Regions from separate parts of the Mus musculus genome. Here region 2 is linked to region 1. Evidence: chromatin loops called from intact Hi-C (ENCODE). Cell type or tissue: heart. All regions are shown on one strand. Links, peaks and the distances in the headings refer to the core of each region. The heading gives the core; the rest is flanking DNA. Region 1 has its middle 10 kb from the start of Bola1. Region 2 has its middle 2.6 kb from the start of H4c14.

Region 1 (4,395 bases), core at 149-4,148:
TATGTATGGCTTTTGAATGTGACCTTATTCCTTACCCAGATACAAATCTGAAAATCCAAAAGGTTCTGGACAAGACTCTTTAAAATAAGATTTTAAAACGTTGTTTGCAGTAAAGACACCTTAACTTCTCTGCATCCTACTGTGAAGATGTGATCAGCCGTGATCCTATTCATTACTTCCTAGGCCCCACTCTGTGATCTCCTACGAGTTCCTTAGCAACCGTGGAATCTAACCTCAGAAGACACCAAAGTCCCGCATGCATAAGGACACGGGCGTGAAACACTCTAGAGCTCCTGTCCACACCTGCGTGATGATTCCCACTCGGAAATCTCTGCCAATGCCCTTCCTCTGGACTCCAACTCCCCTTCATACTAGCACATCCTGAAATTCCTTTTTGTGGTGACGCGAAGCTCAGCTGAATCTGAAGGGGGCGCTCTGCAAGGAAGGCAGCCACTGCAAGAGGCCGCAGTGACCTGAGCCCGCTCTCCTGAGGTCATCCTTGCTCACGACTTTGCTCTCCAGCTGCTTCCTGGCTTCCTTGCTCATCTTTTATAATCCATTTTCCACGCTGCAGACAGTGAGCTTTGCAAAATGGAAATTCGAAGCCAAGTAAGTCCGTGTCTAAAAATTCAGCGTTGGATGGGATGCTGTCTTCATCCAAAATATCACTGGCTGATAAAGAACATGTTTGTTTGTTTTTTCCCAGTTCTAGACCAATACCAAATTGCTGACAAGCTTAGTGTCTGGTGAAGGTCAGTTTCTCATAGATGACACTGTCCAGATGTCTTTACTTTGCAAAAGGGCTGAAGGCGTGACTTTGCTTCCTCAAGCCCTTTTCTAAGGCACTAATTGATTCTGAGAGCAGCACCTTCACAGCCTCACCACTCCTAAAGCCCCACCTCTTAATGCCACTGCAGTAAGGACTGAGGGACAACATGGCTTTGGAAGACACAGTTGAAGCATGATAAATGCTAACTAAAGAGAGGACTGGGTAAACTGGATTACCAGCTGCACAGTAGACAGGCAGGGTATATGAACCTTTGCTATGTTCAGTGTATAGTGGTATTGTAGGACAATAGAGGATAGGTGAGTGTTTATATAGCAGTTAAGGGTCGAATCTTCTGTACCCAAAGGCTGGAGAGATGACTCAATAATTAAGAGCTAGTATTGTTCTTGCAGAGGACCTGGATTTAGTTCCCAGCACCCACATGGTAGCTCACAAGAGTCTGTAACTCCAGTTTCAGGGGATCCTCCAACTGCTGCAAGCCTCCTCAGGCACCAGGCATGCAGATGGTGCACTTATATATAGCTAGGCAAACACTCAGACACATAATTTTTTTTTAAATTGTAATTAACTGAAGTGATTCAGCAAAAGTAATTATTTTGTCATTATTAAACACACATTCAATGAGAGATACAAAACAATTCTAGCAAAATGTTGCCAGTGAAAAACAAGGATTGATGACTGGGACCTGTAATCCTGGCACTTCTAATGCAAGAGAGGTGGGACTCCACGAGCTCAAGGTCAGCCTGGTCTACACACTGAGTTCCAGGACAGTCAGGACTGCACAGTGTGACTGTCTCAAAAAATGAGATGTGTAAGGGGTGGGAGTGGGGGGACAAAAGGTCAGTGGAGCTAGGTAAAAGGTAGATACGTTGTCTGCTGTTATGCCAATACTGCAATTCTCCTGCACATCTTAGATGTCTCAGAGGCTAGGGAAGATGTCATTTTGTGTTAACTATCTTGAGTCCGACGATCAGTGTTATGGTTGTATAGCAAATTATATATAAACATATAAATTAAAATTGTATGACATCTAGGAAAAGTTTCCTCTTGTTGCATCTCTAACTAAAAGTAGCTTTCAGCTGCCACCTAGGGTCTGGAGAGAGAAAGTCATGTAAGAAAGTCATCCATAATTAGCAGGATCTGGCCCCTGCCTCTTCTGCCCACTCCCAATTGTTCCTCTGGTCAAGAAGATGAAATCTTTGTTGTAGGTGGAACCTTAATGTTCCAAGATACTCAAAACATGAATTACCCCAGCCATTCAACCACTTGGGCTGGGTGAGACACGTATACCCTTAGAAAGCCAAGCACATCCAGGCAGTGATAATGTGTGCCTTTAATCCAAGCACCGGGAGGCAAGTGGATCTCTGAGGCCAACCTGGTCTACAGAGCAAGTTCCAGGACAGCCAGGACTAGAACAGAAATCCTGTTTCAAAAAAGAAAGAAAGGAAGAGAGAGAGAAAGAAAAAAAGAAAGAAAGGAAGACAGGAAAGAAGAAAGGAAGGAAGGGAGAGAGGAAGAAAGAAAAAGAGAACAAGAAAGAAAATATATAAATAAATAAATCCAGGCTCGCCTTAAGCCTTCTTAGAGACATTATTGGAATAACTATCTCTTTAATGAGATATTCTTTCCTTCCCTTAATCCCCACTACACCCATACACACCAGGACAGTCCCTACAAACAGTCCAGAGGTTCTGTGTAAACATGACTGAAGTGGAAACTTAGGGGTTCTTTGGAAAGTCAGTTGTGCTGGATGTTGCTTTGCTAGGGTGGACACTGGTGAAAGGATGGTCTGCTAAAGCAAGCACGTGAAAGGTCACATGATGGAGGATTCTTCGCTAACGACAGAAATATATTGGTCTGCCTTAAGTAGTTGAGCTCCATTTGTTGGGACTCCATAGAGAGAAATGCACTTCTGATGGTGTGCTGCGGTTTCTTGTTGATTCTACAGATTGGAGTGACTGACAGAGTGATGTCAGCTGAGACAGATTCATACGCCGAGGCAAGACACTTGCTAAGGCAAGACCTGTGAGCACATGAGATGTCTAGAGGGAGTATAAAAAGGACTCGATGGACAGTGGCAGAGGCTGAGCTAGGCTTGCTTGCATAGCTAAGTGCTTCTTGGTCTTTGCTGAGAGAAGCACAGCTGAGAACTTTTCCTATTGGTCTTGGCACCCTCCTGCTGACTCCTGCTGAGGCTGCTGCTATCCAGACTGCGGAACTGGACTGCTGGTGTGTCCGTGAAGTGTTTGCTAGTGGATCAAGTTGCTACTGCTGACCTGTGAATTGAACTGCCGATTTCCAGACAACACAAAGTTGCTCCAAAGAACCTTTCCAAACAGGTCCGCTCCCCCTCAACCCCTATCCTTTCTTTTCCACTGCCTCTGGTGAGTGGTGGGCTAGAAGAGAGGTTTAAAGCATTTAAGAACTGTAGTGGCTATTCCTGGTTGTCAACTTGACAATATTTGGAATGAATTACAATCCGGAATTGGAAGGCTCACCAGTGACCCTTATCTGGAGGCTTGGAGATCCTTATCTGGATCTTGGTTTGAAGATCTTGAGCCACAGTGGCTATGAATTCCAGAAGATTGAATCTCCGAGTTTAAGGAACACACATTTAATCTGGGCTACGCCTTTCATCTGGGATTAAAGGTGTGGTGGAACACACCTTTAATCTGGGCTACACCTTCTGCTGGAGACAATATAAGGACATTGGAAGAAGGGAGTCTAGCTTCTTGCTCTTGCTCCTTCGCCTGCTTGCTGCGTGAGACTGAGTAACTGCTAGATCCTTGGACTTCCATTCACAGCTGCGACTGAACAATTGTTGGGAATTGGCTGCCGACTGTAAGTCATCAATAAATTCCTTTACTATCTAGAGACTATCTGTAAGTTCTGTGACTCTAGAGAACCCTGACTAATATAGAAGTTGGTACCAGGAGTGGTTCTAGAGTAACAGAAGTACAAGGATGAATCTTTTAAAATTCTGGAATTGGCTTGTTGATCCACCAGCACTTTCAACTATTGAAACCTCTCCAGATTCTCTCCCTCCTGGGAGCTCAGAGAATTTTGAAGACCCATGGTTGAAACTATATTCCGAACTTAAAGAAGCTAATGCCCTTGATTTTCTTAATGAATTAGGTGATTCAGTGCACAAAGCTTTCTACAAGATGGGGAAAAAATCGAAAAATGATTTTACTGGCTGGCTGCTCTTAGTATCTGTGGAAAAAATGATGAATGAAAGGAAGGAGTTGTGTGATAAAATCAAAAGGCTCCAGACACAAGTAAACGATCTAAAAGTTGCTAAGTGTGTCCTTGAGGAGAATCTTCTCTCTTGTAGCAATAGAGCTCAAGTTGCAGAAAATCAAACAGAAACTCTCATTGTAAGGTTGGCTGAACTACAGCGAAAATTCAAGTCTCAGCCTCAGAGTGTGTCGACAGTTAAAGTAAGGGCTCTAATTGGCAAAGAATGGGATCCTACAACATGGGATGGGGATGTGTGGGAAGACCATGTTGAAGCTGAAAATTTTGAATCCTCAGATTCTCAAGGGTTTGCCCCACCTGAGAAAGTAGTACCCTCAGCCCCACCTCTTGAAATAATGCCTTCCCCACAT
Region 2 (4,395 bases), core at 209-4,208, 53 kb before region 1:
CTGACACTGACTTGGGTTGTACAGGTAATAACCGTGGGTTTAGACTCGGTAAGGTAAAGACGCTAGTTTTCCTTGTGACTCAACGCTACTAGGTGTTCCGCTTTTAGAGCCATCCACTTAAGTTTCTATACCACGGCGGATAGATAGCATCCAGCAGGATAGCTCACACTGGGAATTTTAATTCCTACTTAGTGTGTGAGCTGGTTGTCAGGTCAAGAGACTGGCTAAGATTTTCTTTAGCTGTTTGGAGCAGAATTGCAATAAGGAGACCCTTTGGATGGGATGACCTATGTCCACACATCAAATGGCTATGTGGCTGTGTCCCTGTGTTTCCAATGAGTGGCTGTGCTTGACCGGATATTTGGTATTGTTTCTATGGCCCCACAACCCACCTTTTATCCTTCCTCATCTTCCCAAAAGATTTTCTTCAGGCCATGTTAGAAAGCTAGCTGCCTAGATGGAGGTCACGTAACCCTCTGCGCCAAAAGGCTACGTAAGAGAGACCGGGCGTTGTCCTGCTGCTGATTGGCTCAGTGGAAGAGTTAGGCGTATGGCCTCCTGCAGAATAAAGAGCTGGCAGCAGAAGCTTGGGCCGGACAGGCGGGAGACAAGCAGGGACAAGAACGGAACAGGGATTTAAAGAGACACGTGGTGGGACACAGTGGCAAGAAGTCGGTCGGGTTAGGTAGATGGGTTAGCTGAGGGACTGTCTCAGCAAACAGGCCAACAGCTTTATTGTATCCAGATGTCTCCGGTGTCTTTACAATTAAACACCAAGCAGGACCCCCAAAAGTCCTCGCAAAACTCCTCAGTTTAGGCATGGATCTAGGAAATAGTGGACTGGGATCGAAGCTCTGCTGGGATACAATTGCAACGACATTTTAATGTCCCATAACATAAGCAAGCCAGGTGGTGACAGCTATAATCCCAGCAAGTCAGGGAGGAAACAAGGGTTAGGGGTTCAAGGACCACTTCTGCATGGTTTGGGGGAAAGCCTGAACCACAAGACCCTGTCACAAACAAAACAACAAAACAAAGCAAGCAAGCAAACAAACAAAAAACCCCTTGAGGGTTGGAGAGGGGACTGAGAGGTCCTGAGCTCAAATCTCAGCAACCACATGGTGGCTCACCATCTCTAATAGGATCCGATGCCCTCTTCTGGTGTGACTGAAGAGAGAGGACCAGTGTATTCGTATACATAAAATAAAATCTTAAAAACAACAAAAAGAAAAGAATGTATAGTCAAACAAACAAACACAAAACCAAACCACCGTGAACAATAAGTGAGTGGAGGCACACTATATTATTTAGTGAAAGAAAATCTTAGAAGCCACTCAGGTGTGTGGTGTGTTGGGACCTGTTTAGAAAGAGACTTGCCAAAACATGTGTACCGTTGATCAGATGGTGCATTTTAATTTTGATAAGGCAAAAGCAAATTCTCAACATGGCCAAGAACGCAGTAAGCCATTCTCTATGTATGCATCTATATTCTGTAGCACGCTGATTTGGGTTGAACATGTTATTGGCTGTGGGCTTGTTTTTATTTTATTTTTGCTATTGCATATTAACCTTTTACTCAGGTGAGATGACGTGCAGCCTCTGCATTCCGTTTCACGATCACTTATGAAAATCCAACTTCCAATCGGAGAAGTTGGATTTTAGTGTATATCACCTCGGGTATACTGTGAGGATCACCATAGGAATATAGTTGTGTTGATCCACCTATAATTATTGTGGTTAAAGGAAATACATTTTAGATAACTATATGCAATTGTAAGAAGCATAACTCAGACCATGTTTAATGTGCTCTCCCCCAATGGTAATGTTTTACAAGACCGTATGAGGCAACCAGAAATTGTCTCTGGGAAGAGTCAAGATTCAGAAGCTGGCATCGGCCTTTGCTTATGAAGGAAGAGGGGAAACTGACTTACTAGAGAACACTAGAGTCCCTGGTGAGCCAAGCAACAACGTCCTGATTGGCTCTTTCAGCCAATGGGACCTTAATAGGGAAATTGGTGAAATGCAATGAGTTTCTCCTATTGTACCAATGTTCATTTATTTGGGTTAAAGGCAATGCGTTACATCAGGAGAATCTAAGGGAATGGGATAGAGAATCTCCTTTATTATTGGGATATTTTCTGTAGGCATAATTTTTTTGCAACCTACTTTTAATAAGGGTTCGATCTCTCTTCTAGCGACCACCCAGCAGAGGGAGTGGAAGAGAAAAGTTACTAGGATAAGTGGGAATGCTCAGCAATAGTTCTTTGGGGCAAGCTTGAACTTCTTGGGCAGCAGTTCAGTCCCATAGCAAACACCAAATAAGACTCAGCAGCTGTGGACCAGTCCTCTAGGCAGGCAGACACCAGGCACGAACCAGCAGCTACAGTCCAGTTCTCTCAGCAAGCAGACACCAGACAGCTGTAGTTCAATCCTGAAGAAACCACCAGGCTCTCCAACCTGCCTGAGGCGAGGCCGCTGAAGTGGCAAGCTGCCCAGGAACCTCATGAGCAGTGAGTGGGTGAGTTTCTCTCAATGTCTCACAAGGCGAACCAATATGTGTGTGTGTGTGTGTGTGTGTGTGTGTCTTTAGCGAAAAATACTGAGGCAGAGCAAACCAAACCAATGCTCAGTGCCTGTCTTCCACTGTTTGTGAGGTCACATTTATACTCCTTCATCAAGCATTCTTTCACATGTTCCCTGTATCCAAACATCCTTTCACCTCTGTCTGCTTCAGGAAAACAGTCTTTCATGTGTTTGCTTTAGCAAGACATTCTTTCACCTGTGTGCTCCCTCAAAACATCATTTGGCATAACTAACTTTCCAAAAAACTAGAAGTTTTCACTTCAACTTTTTTTCCCACTCTTTATTCTTTAAATTTTTCATGCATATATATATGTATATATATATATTATATGTATATGTATATATACATATACATATATATATATATATACATATATATATATATATATATATATATATATAGTATCTTGGCCATATCTACCCACTTCCCCTCAGACCAACCCCCATCTCCTCTCCCTCCCAACTTGATATCTTTTAATCATTCTTTCTTTTGAGGTGGGTGGTTGGGCAGCAGAAACGTTGACTAAGCTCTGGTTAGCAAATGGTTTGGGGCAGATGATCAAGGGAAGCTGGGTGTCTAGATCCCTGAGGAGGGATGGCATATGAAGAAGCGAACCTTGTCTGAGTTTGGAGATGGAAGATCTCAGAGGAGCAGGGTAGCCTTGGCAGCAAGTGAAAATAAGATCCCGAGAGAATCCATGAGACCTTTGAGGTGATGTAAAATTAACTTTTATTCTGATATAATTGTGGTTTGAGAGGTTTACTGCCTCTATCTGCTGACCTAGATCTACTCCTGGAAGCTTCTAGCTTCCATACAATCTAATCAAGGCCTAGAATGTTTTCAGTGTCTGAGACTTGCTGTTGAATAAGCTCACCTCTTCCTAATTCTTTCTGAACTTTGGCTGGCTAGTCCACTCAGCTGTTCTGGCTCTAACACCTCTCCAAGCTGACTGATTCAATCTGGATTCTCTCAGCCTCTGATTACTCTGCTTTGCCTCATATTAACTTTGGCAGTCTGTTCCAATCCTCTGGCTCCTCTCATTCTCTGGCTTGTTCTGTCTAGCTTGTTCTCTCTCTGCAACCTGTCTCTATACAATTATCCCAGTAAAACTGTCTCCTCTCTCTCTGCCCCACCCCTTAAGTAACTTCTCTCCCCTTTCTTCTCTCTTTCTGTAAGAGCTGGGCACATCCTATTCTGTCAAATCTTTCTCTCATTCACTACTTTGTCTGCCACATGACTTTCAAATTTAGCGTTTCCTTCTACAAACTAACTTTACCTATATTGTTTGAGATTAAAGGTATGTACTAAGGGTGTGTCTGTATTCCAGCCAGAGGGATTAAAGGTGTGTGCGAGGAAGGTCTAAGCCACACCATAACACAACCTCAGGGTTCACAGTGTGCTCAATTATCTTGCAACAGGGTGAAGCAGAGGATAGGTACCTACTGAGGGGGCTCACAGCCTCCAGATCACAGAGAAGCTGGAAAGTCTAAAGAGTACAGCCTGCCTGATGGGTGGGGAAGTTGAGTGGCTTTGGCATAGAAAGGAGTTTGACTGGAGGATTCTCTCAGGCTGTAGGGTAGGGAGGAGCAAGCCCTGCTTGGCAGCTTGGGAAACGAGGTCTCAGAGGAGTGGGCCTATGCACTGGAAAGGAGCGGACTGACCTGATTGGCTCAGGATGAGAAATTGTGGAGGAGTTTAGGGGTGGAAAGGAGTGAGGCTACGTCTTAAATACAGTTTTCAATTAAATTTGAGTGCAGGTTTGTTGTTGTTTGTTTGTTTGTATTTTATCTTTGCATTCTTTTGAGGCCTTC

The links. A loop is a pair of places that touch in the nucleus more often than their neighbours do. Peaks named below come from ENCODE experiments on the same cell type or tissue, not always from the same donor. Only the 100,000 strongest peaks of a DNase experiment are listed, where the experiment ranks them.
Region 2: it touches region 1 in a loop (2.3-fold over the local background); 2 of 42 quality-filtered maps call a loop at or near these places.

The regions. Positions count from the first base shown.
Region 1 is chr3:96,205,500-96,209,894 of GRCm38, reverse strand. No RefSeq gene overlaps it. Among named protein-coding and RNA genes, the nearest start is that of Bola1, 10 kb to the right of the region's middle. In heart, for the core only: CTCF peaks have their summits at 425 (motif pointing right) and 1,878; no DNase peak of the experiment used is centred there; H3K27me3 peaks cover 634 bases.
Region 2 is chr3:96,258,522-96,262,916 of GRCm38, reverse strand. No RefSeq gene overlaps it. Among named protein-coding and RNA genes, the nearest start is that of H4c14, 2.6 kb to the left of the region's middle. In heart, for the core only: a CTCF peak has its summit at 1,135 (motif pointing left); DNase peaks (open chromatin) are centred at 536 and 2,476; H3K4me3 peaks cover 1,004 bases; H3K27ac peaks cover 1,350 bases.